Regions from separate parts of the Homo sapiens genome. Here regions 1 and 2 are each linked to region 3. The links are chromatin contacts, found by Hi-C in ENCODE. All regions are on one chromosome and are shown on one strand. The core of a region is the stretch at or near the end of the contact, and the rest is flanking DNA. Distances in the headings are between cores, read along the strand shown. Region 1 holds the start of VPS36 (vacuolar protein sorting 36 homolog). Region 2 holds the start of ALG11 (ALG11 alpha-1,2-mannosyltransferase). Region 3 holds the start of SUCLA2-AS1 (SUCLA2 antisense RNA 1).

Region 1 (2,920 bases), core at 125-2,624, 4.4 Mb before region 3:
TGTAAGAAAATAATCCTAAAGAGAAAAATATGTATCAATTGTAGAAGGACATCTATAAGCTGCTCCATTTATTTATTTATTTATTATTTATTATTATTATTTTTGAAGCAGAGTCTCGTTCTGTCGCTCAGACTGGAGTGCAATGGTGCGATCTCGGCTCACTGCAACCTCTACCTCCAGGGTTCAAGCGATTCTCTTGCCTCAGCTTCCCGAGTAGCTGGGATTACAGGCACCCGCCACCACGCCGGGCTAATTTTTTGTATTTTTAGTAGAGACAGGGTTTCTCTATGTTAGCCAGGCTGGTCTCGAACTCCTGACTTGTGATCCGCCCGCCTTGTCCTCCCAAAGTGCTGGGATTACAAACGTGAGCCACCGCGCCCGGCCAGGTGTTCCATTTATAAAGCAAAATACAAAAATGAAATGGCTAGGGGCACGAGGCCGCCTGGTGGGTGAGAGCAGCGGCCATGGATGGCTTTGCGCAGACCAACAAACAGCTAAATTATAGAGGAACTACATATTGAAATGTAAATTCACGCATGAGGTCTGTATTAATATTGAAAATGCCTAAATAAAAATAATCTTTTTTTTCTGAGCCTGGGGGTGGGGGAGTGGAGTGGCGTGGGGGAGTTGGGGTGGAGGGGGAAAGGGTCTTTCTATGTCGCCCACTGGTGTCAAACTCCTGGGTTCAAGCAATCCTCCCGCCTCAGCTTCGGAAGCAGCTGGGAATACAGGCGCGCGCATCAAGCCCGGTTAAATAAAATCTGTTTCCCCCAGTTAAAAAAAAATTAATTTGTGTGGGTACATAGGTGTATATATTTCTGGGGTATATGGGATATTTTGATACAGGCATACACTGTATAATAATCACATCAGGGTAAATGAGGTATCCGTTACCTCAAGCATTTATCCTTTGTGTTACAATATAATCTTAAAGGGAAAAAAAGAGCAGCACAGGTAGTACTGACTGCAGCTGTACAGAAACAATGCGTGCCATAAATATTCATTTGAAAGAGAGGGGTTATGATTATTTACAATCATTAGCGAATGTAGCAACATTCTGGGCACTGACAAGAAAACTGCCACAAACATGCAGGCATAATGCACAATAAGCAAGTCCAAGCTGTGGTCGGGGCTCCCTCGCGTCCCTGTAAGCTCTGAATTTAGAATGGGGTGGACCGCCTGCTGATCAAGGGTTCTGAAAGGCCGGCGGCTAATGGACCGCCAGGGGGCGCTCCACGCACGTCTCCACGTCCCCGGGCGCACCTCGCAGCCGCGCCCGCTCGCTGCCAGGCCGCTCCCTCCGTCCCTCACCCGCCCCGACTCGCTTCCGTCCCGTCCGACGCTAGGGGGCGCCGCAGGCTGCCTGGCGCGCTGCTCGCGGCCTCGGAGGGCCGGGGCTGGGTGGCAGCGGCCATGGACCGCTTCGTTTGGACCAGCGGCCTCCTGGAGATCAACGAGACCCTGGTGATCCAGCAGCGCGGGGTGCGAATCTACGATGGCGAGGAGAAGGTAGGGCGTCTGCCAACCTTCCCAACGGGCTGGCGGAAGGGACCCCCGGTGGGCGCGCGGCCCGGCTCAGCGCGGCCCGGGTCGGCGCGGCCCGGTCCCCGGCTTAGCTCACGGCCCTCGGCGGCCCGGCAGGCCTCTGTGCGGGGTGCAGCGCTCTTGCGCTCCCCGCCGGTCGGTAGCACGTGGCGTGGGGCGCTCGGCTGCCTCCCCAGCGCGGGTCCCAACTTTGGCACGGTTCCCAGCAGGCGCGGATCGCGGCCGCTTCCCTCCGCCCGGAATGCTTCCGGGAGCGCACAGCTGCAGTGCCCGGGAGAAGGAGCGCTCGCCGTCTGCGGGCGCCGGGCGGCGATCCGGCAGTCGACTTCCTTGGCGTGGTTCCAGACCCCCTGACGACACCAACCTCGGCGTCGGCACCGGACAGCCCCGTTTCGCCTTTCTGTGAGGAGGGCGCGGTGGCCGTACAGTCCGTGCCCCAGCGGAAGCTTTAGCTTGGACCTTATGCAGTCGGAGGGATTAGCATATCTGGGCAGAGGGGTGAGGGATTGCTTCGAAAGGATTTCCTAAAGAGGTATCAGTGCTTCATTGGAATGCCCTTGCCAAAGGCTATTGGGTTTTTGTTTTGTTTTCTAATTGCTTTAGAAAGGCGTTCTGAGCGTGTTTTGTAAAGTGTTATATTAATAGTAGACCGTGCCTTGTAGTGCAAGCATAAATCTTAGAAGGTGCGTTTGCAAATCGAGAGGAGAAATAGGAAGTGTAAGTAAATATTTTGTAGATACTTTACTGAAACTATGAAATATCTTGTCCTGGATTGAAATGGATAAACTGGAATTAGAAAAATTTTAAAACTCATTTACCCACAAGCATTTTTGGTTTCCAGAAGTTTTAATTTGCTACCTCTCTTCCCTTGCCGTTTTATTAACGACACTTTCCGCTGTACTTTGATATAAGTTCCTCAACTCAGCTTTTCCTGGTAAGTGCTTACAGCTATTTAGAGGCACAGGTGACATTGGACCCAGGTCCTCTGACTCTCTTAGGGCATTTTCTATGGGCTGTGTTGCCTGTATTAGTGAGTAAAGGTCTTTTCCTTAAATAATTTGCTTGGACCTAACTTCACTTACTGCCTTAGCACTTCTTAATTTAATTAATTAATTTATTTATTTTGAGACAGAGTCTCGCTCTATCGCCAGGCTGGAGTGCAGTGGCGCGATCTGGGCTCACTGCAACCTCCGCCTCCCAGATTCAAGATCCTGCCTCAGCCTCCTGAGTAACTGGGATTACAGGCGCCTGCAACCATGCCCGGCTAATTTTTGCATATTTAGTAGAGACGGGGTTTCACCACATTGGCCAGGCTGGTCTCTAACTCCTGACCTCAAATGATCCGCCCGCCTGGGCCTCCCAAACAGCTGGGATT
Region 2 (3,078 bases), core at 579-3,078, 4.0 Mb before region 3:
TGGCTCCTCCTTTCTGTTTCTGCATTCAATCTAGTGATATGTTGTTTTTGTTGAAGTATATGAAGAAAATTCAGGCTAACTTAGACATGTAGTAGGAAAAGGGAGTATATTTTAATATATATTGATCTTATGTTTAAAATATATTTAACTTTTCAGCTAGTTACAGATATTCTTCTCTGATGCTAGACCACATTTGACAAGTTATGCAGTTTCTTAATGTCAGTTGCAATACAGACTCTGAAACCCTATCAATGACCTTTTCACACTGTTAATTAAAATCCACTATCACTTAGTTTTATCCGCTATCACTTTTGCACTTATCAACATAGTAAAATAGGCAAATATTACATTAATGTTATTATAAAAACAGATTTGTTGAGGATCCATTGAAGGGCCTTGGGACCTGCATGGTCCATGGAGCACAATTTGAGAACCACTGCCTTAAAGGATGAACAGAGTCTGACAAAAGTGGTAAGATTTATCATTTATTTAACATTTGGAATATATGAATTCATAAAAGCAACACTACAGAGGACAGTTTGCTTTCTCAGGACACTCTTTCAAAAGCTTATTTAAAATGCAGCTGACCCATATAATGTAAAGGTTTTTCTGGCAATTCCTTCAAATAATTTAGGTGGGAAAATTCATGTGACAAGCTTTTCAAACTGAACTATTAAACATTTAACTTAAAAGCTGCATAATAACTAAAGTTAAACCTGTCCTTTAAGTCTGGTTAGTGAGTTTATTTAAACATTATAATGTAAAGCACTGAGGAATATTACGTATGACAGGGAAGAACCAAAAGGCTCTGATAACAGACTTTCTCATTCAAAATGTTTAAAGTAATGATTACAGAATTTGAAGTAGAGTGGACAAAAACGAAGAAGAAATGCCTGAACTTTTGAAAGAATTAGGTATATACTGCTATTCAGGAAGCTATGGTGTTAATTATAAATTTTCAGCCTGAACAAAAATATGTAGGTGGTAAAAAAACTAGGTAGGTAGAATATACTAGGCCTTCTGTTTTATTAGTGGAGGGCAAGGCATTTAAAATACAGTAGTACTACAACAACAAAGGTGGAAAAAAGCCTGGGAGTTTTTTCACCAAAATGTTAACAGTGGCTATCTCCGGATGGTAGCATTCCTGGGGTTTTTTCCTTTTACTTATCTATTTTCTAATTTTTCTAGAAGAAACAGCATATACACGTAATACAAATAAAATAATATTTTATGTAACTTCTTACATCATAAAAATTAAAGTAACAGATTATCAAAAAGCAGAGGATTCAACATAAGCTTTATATTTAAGTGACGTGTTAACAATGGCAGTTTTGGTGAGTTTAAGAGTAGAAACTAAGATGAGAAGGAAGATCCGGTTTCTTCTTTACCGAAAAGAGACATGATAGATTGGAAAATGTCTCGTGGCTCAATCGTAAAGAAAAATAAGGAATGAATATGAATAATTTATGACAGACTAACTGGAGTGTGAAAGGGAAAAAAAAAGCTGAAGCAGGGAAGGGAACTCGACCCCTCGGCCAACAGTGAAGCAGAAGAAAACGCGGTAAATTGAGTCTTTAAGACCTAGTCTATTCCAGTCTATATAGAAGACCCCCAAGAAAAAGAAAGACTGCTCATTGGCCTGAGAAATTACCTTAGATTCATGACAAGGAAGGCCATTTGCCCGCAAAATTTAGCTACACTGGACGGGCAAGTACCCCTACAGAAGAGAAAACGTCTGTGAGCCCACACGACCGGCTGCTCACCTCAACAACTTGCACAGGCACCAGCTCCTTTCGCCGGCCGCCATCTTCCGCCGACCCCCGAACTCAGGAAACGCTTCACTTTCCTTTTCCCTATTGGCTCCTGAGAAAGCAAGCCGTGCTCGCCCCGCCCCCACGGGCCAATTGTGCGTTACTATTGGTTACTGGTAGCCGCTTCCCACGGCCTTCCAGCCAATAGAATATGCCGAGGCGTAGACTAGTGTTCGGCGTGGCGCACACGGCTCCCGCCCCCGTGGGCGGGACAGCAGTGGGGGGTTGGGCTGAGGAGGGCGTGGCCTGTGATTGACAGCCGTCGCTCCCTCCCTCGGCCACCTCCCCCACTAGAAGCCCCCGCCTGGGCGCCTGCGCCCCCGTTCCCGGCCCAAAGCCCGCCGCCCGTTGGAGGCCATTGGCTGGCCTTTGCGCACAGCGGATCGATTTTCCAGGTGCGGAGTTCACTCTTGCCGCGGTTGCTTCCTTTGGGACCCACGGCGTCCGGCAGCCAGGCGCAGAGTCCGAGGAGGGGGCAGCGCAGAGCGGACCCGACGCGGCGCCGCCGGGCACCTTCCCCGCAGGCGGTGGGTGAGCCCTGGGAGCTGAGTCTGCGGCCCGGCTCTGCGCAGCTCACCTGCCCTCCCGCTCCCGCACACGCGTGAGATCCCAGTACAGTGTCGGAGCGCACCAGCGCGAGGTGGCCGAGACCGCGGAGGAGGACAGGCCTCCGCCCTGCGGCGCCGGCACGGCAGAGGACATTGTGGCACTGGCACGGCAGAGAACACTGTGGCACCGGCGGGGCCGGCAGTTCCAGGGTGGGCACTCCCAGCCACCTGGGGAGTGGGCGAGGGTCCGAGGCCCACTCTCCCCTCACGCTCTCATCCCCGTGCCCCCAGGTCGGGAGGACGGCGGCGCGCAACTTTGAATCATCCGTGTGAAGAGGGCTGCGGCTTCCCCGGTCCCAAATGAAGGGGCGGTTCCCGGACCCCTGTTTGCTTTAGAGCCGAGCCGCGCCGATGCCCTCACACTCTGCGCCTCCTCTCCCGGGACTTTAACACCCCGCTCTCCTCCACCGACCAGGTGACCTTTTGCTCTGAGCCAGATCAGAGAAGAATTCGGTGTCCGTGCGGGACGATGCCTGAGCAGGAGAGACAGATCACAGCCAGAGAAGGGGCCAGTCGGAAAGTGAGTTTTGTTCCCCCGCGTCCGCGCAGCGTGCTCACTCCCACCAGGAGGATTTTCCTCCCCGCGTTCGGCGCTTACTCGCCCCCAGGGGGTGCGCAGGGAAGGCCGAGCCAGACCCCAGCTCCAGGGATGTCTTGGC
Region 3 (2,996 bases), core at 497-2,996:
CACTTGGTCATATTGTACAATTCTTTTTATATATTTCTGAATTATATTTGCTAATATTTTGCTATGGATTTTTCCATCAATATTCATGAGAAGTGTTGGTATTTTTTTCTTTTTGTACGGTCTTTTGCTGGCTTTGGTAGTGGGGTGATTCTAACTTCATACAGTACATTGGCAACTGTTCCTTCCTCTTCTATCTTCTGGAAGAGGCTGTATGGAATTGGTGTTAATTCTTGTGTAAACATTTTATAGAATTCATCAGTGAAAGCTTTTGGGCCTGGAGATCTCAGGTTTTTTTTTTTTTTAGTTTAAAAATTACAATTACAATTTTCTCTAGTTAGAGGACTATTTAAATTACCTTTTCATATTAGGTTATTTGTAGTAATTTGTGCCTTCTGAAGAATTCGCTCATCTTGTCAAAGTTGTCAAATTTATGTTATGTGGTGTTATTTATGGCATTCCTTTTTGGTGTCTGAAGGTTCTGTAATTATATTCCCTGGTATGTTCCTCACATTGGTAATTTGTGTCTTCTCTTTTTCTTTTTTCTTTGCAGTCTTGCTGGAGGTTTGTTAAATTTATTTATCTTTTCAAAAACCAGATCCTTGGCTGGGTGTGGTTGCCCACACCTGTCATCCCAGCACTTTGGGAGACTGAGGCAGGAGGATCGCTTGAACCCACGAGTTGGAGACCAGCCTGGGCAACATAGAGAGATTCTGTCCCTAAAAAAATAAAATAAAAAAATCAACCAAGCCTGGTGACACACATCTGTGGTCCCAAACTACTCCAGAGGCTGAGGTGGGAGGATCCCTTGAGCATGGGAGGTTGAGGCTGCAGTGAGCTGTGATCGCGTCACTGCACTCCAGCCTGGGTGACAGACCAAGACCCTGTCAATCAGTCAATCAATCAATCAATAGCTTCCCTGGAGACTCCAGCCTGCCACCAGCTTTGGTAACTAGTGGCCGACTGTCAGGCCTCTGAGCCCAAGCCTGCACGTGTACATCCAGATGGCCTGAAGCAAGTGAAGAATCACAAAAGAAGGGAAATTGGCCGGTTCCTGCCTTAACTGATGACATTCCACCATTGTGATTTGTTCCTGCCCCACCTTAACTGAGTGATTAACCTTGTGAAATTCCTTCTCCTGGCTCAGAACCTCCCCCACTGAGCACCTTGTGACCCCCGCCCCTGCCCGTAAGAGAAAAACCCCCTTTGTAATTTTCCGCTACCCATCCAAATCCTATAAAACAGCCCCACCCCTATCTCCCTTTGCTGACTCTCTTTTCGGACTCAGCCCGCCTGCACCCAGTTAAAATAAACAGCCTTATTGCTCACACCCTGTTTGGCGGTGTCTTCACACGGATGCGCGTGACACCGATCTCTTTGAGCATCAGAAGCGCATGACACCGACCATCTTCTCTTTGAGCATCACAAGCGCGTTACACCGACCATCTTCTCTTTGAGCATCACAAATGGTTTTATTCATTGCTGTAGGCCAAGGGCTCAAGGCTGTTTAGCACGAAGTAGACACTGGGTAATCATTTCTTGAATGAAACACATTTTACAGATGAGGCAACTGAGGCTGAGAGAAGTTAAGATCACCCAAGTGGCGGCGCTGGTCACCTTTACATTGCAATTCACTAGGAAGTGTTCAGGTTGCTCTGACCGCAGGGCAGATATTGGGGCTGCGGTGCCCAGTTCCAAAGGTCAAAGCTTGCTCCGCGCCCGCCAGGGAGCTGGTCTAGCGGCTGCAGTGTTAACCCGAGGCCCCGCCCCCAACGGGTGGCGCGAGGCGGGGCGTAGGTGAGCGCTGCAGAGAGGCTGCGCCTTGGGCCGCCTGTCGCCTGTGCGCCTGCGCGCGGCGCCGAGGGGACGGGGTCCGACTCAGAAATGGCGGCCTCCATGTTCTACGGCAGGCTAGTGGCCGTGGCCACCCTTCGGAACCACCGGCCTCGGACGGCCCAGCGGGCTGCTGCTCAGGTAATGCCTTCCAGTCCGCTGTCGTCTCGAGGGTCGGCAGGAGAAAGGGTGAGGTGTGAGGGGTCCCGTGGCCCGGCTCGGGGTCACTTCGCCGGCAGTGACATTTTCTGGGTGCCCTGCAAGGCCCTCGGGCGACTTGCCTGGGAGTGCTGCTCGCCAGGACTACGAGCGAGCCCATGTTTGCGCGGCTCTGACCCAGCCCTTAGTCCGCGAGGATCCCCGGCGGCCCGGCCGTGGCTGCTCCTGCAGTTTCTAAGAGATGGGCGGGAGCAGGTGGGCTCTGAGTGGAGGTGAGGGGGTCAGGACATTTTCTGCTGCCATTCCGGCGTCTGGCACGGTGGGCTGAGACTTGCGCCGCCCCTTTTTGGGCAGGGGGGAATGCCCTTCAAAAGTACTTTTGTGTTTCTTGGGAGCTGTCATAGGTGGGAATGTCAGAGGACCAGCGGTGCTTACTGACTTGCCTTTTGTGGGGCAAGGTAGGGAAGTTTCCCCTCTCCTCCAAGTAGTTGTATACTGTTCTACTTGTTAATAGCAGTAATAAGATTATGTTTTCTACCTAACCAGTTGGAGAGGTAAGAAAATAATCTTTTGTATAGCCTTATTTCTGGATAGGCTATAGCATAATAGTTACTGGCCTTGTTTTGAATATTTGATGTGTGCCAGGTAATGTGCTAAGCGCTTTACGTGTAGTTTCTCAGGTTTTTCAGCAACTGTGAGGAAGTCATTCAACACCTGCATCATTGTTGAACATATTATGGTTAAGAGAACAAGTAATTTGGACTAGGTCATATAGGAGGTAAGATCAAAGCTGAGATTTAATCCCAGAGGTGTCTGGTTCTAAAGCCGTGTACTTGAGTTGGCTCCACAACTTCGAAAACAAACATCTTCCTTCCAACTTTGACAACAAAAAACTGTGGAAGGGCATTATTGGTGTCCTAAGTCAATTCCAGAGTTTTGGGTTTTTTTCTGAAGTAACTCTTCATACATGTCATAGTATGAATTGATTTAGGGCCCTCCCGCCCCTA

The links. Hi-C counts contacts between places; a loop is a spot of excess contacts on that map. Pooled maps may share reads with other maps.
Region 1: a pooled map shows a loop between it and region 3 (11-fold over the local background). The contact joins the promoter of VPS36 here to the promoter of SUCLA2-AS1 in region 3. A Hi-C loop is called at or near these places in 5 of 50 pooled maps.
Region 2: a pooled map shows a loop between it and region 3 (17-fold over the local background). The contact joins the promoter of ALG11 here to the promoter of SUCLA2-AS1 in region 3. A Hi-C loop is called at or near these places in 6 of 50 pooled maps.

The regions. Positions count from the first base shown.
Region 1 is chr13:52,449,088-52,452,007 of GRCh38, reverse strand. VPS36 (vacuolar protein sorting 36 homolog) reads left to right here and starts at 1,374. Exons shown (of 14, transcript NM_016075.4): 1 at 1,374-1,509. The coding sequence starts at 1,414. RefSeq lists silencers at 1,128-1,187, 1,228-1,687 and an enhancer at 1,208-1,788.
Region 2 is chr13:52,011,148-52,014,225 of GRCh38, reverse strand. ALG11 (ALG11 alpha-1,2-mannosyltransferase) reads right to left here and starts at 1,828. Exons shown (of 4, transcript NM_001004127.3): 1 at 1,764-1,828. The coding sequence starts at 1,807. It overlaps ATP7B (ATPase copper transporting beta), which reads left to right and starts at 2,776. Exons shown (of 21, transcript NM_000053.4): 1 at 2,776-2,939. The coding sequence starts at 2,889. RefSeq lists enhancers at 1,570-1,659, 1,710-1,839 and silencers at 1,960-2,059, 2,070-2,179, 2,230-2,569.
Region 3 is chr13:48,000,155-48,003,150 of GRCh38, reverse strand. It overlaps SUCLA2-AS1 (SUCLA2 antisense RNA 1), which reads right to left and starts at 1,746. Exons shown (of 2, transcript NR_189308.1): 1 at 1,329-1,746; 2 at 460-716. It overlaps SUCLA2 (succinate-CoA ligase ADP-forming subunit beta), which reads left to right and starts at 1,878. Exons shown (of 11, transcript NM_003850.3): 1 at 1,878-1,971. The coding sequence starts at 1,882. RefSeq lists enhancers at 338-1,537, 1,914-2,103, 2,124-2,173, 2,194-2,243 and a silencer at 1,684-1,793.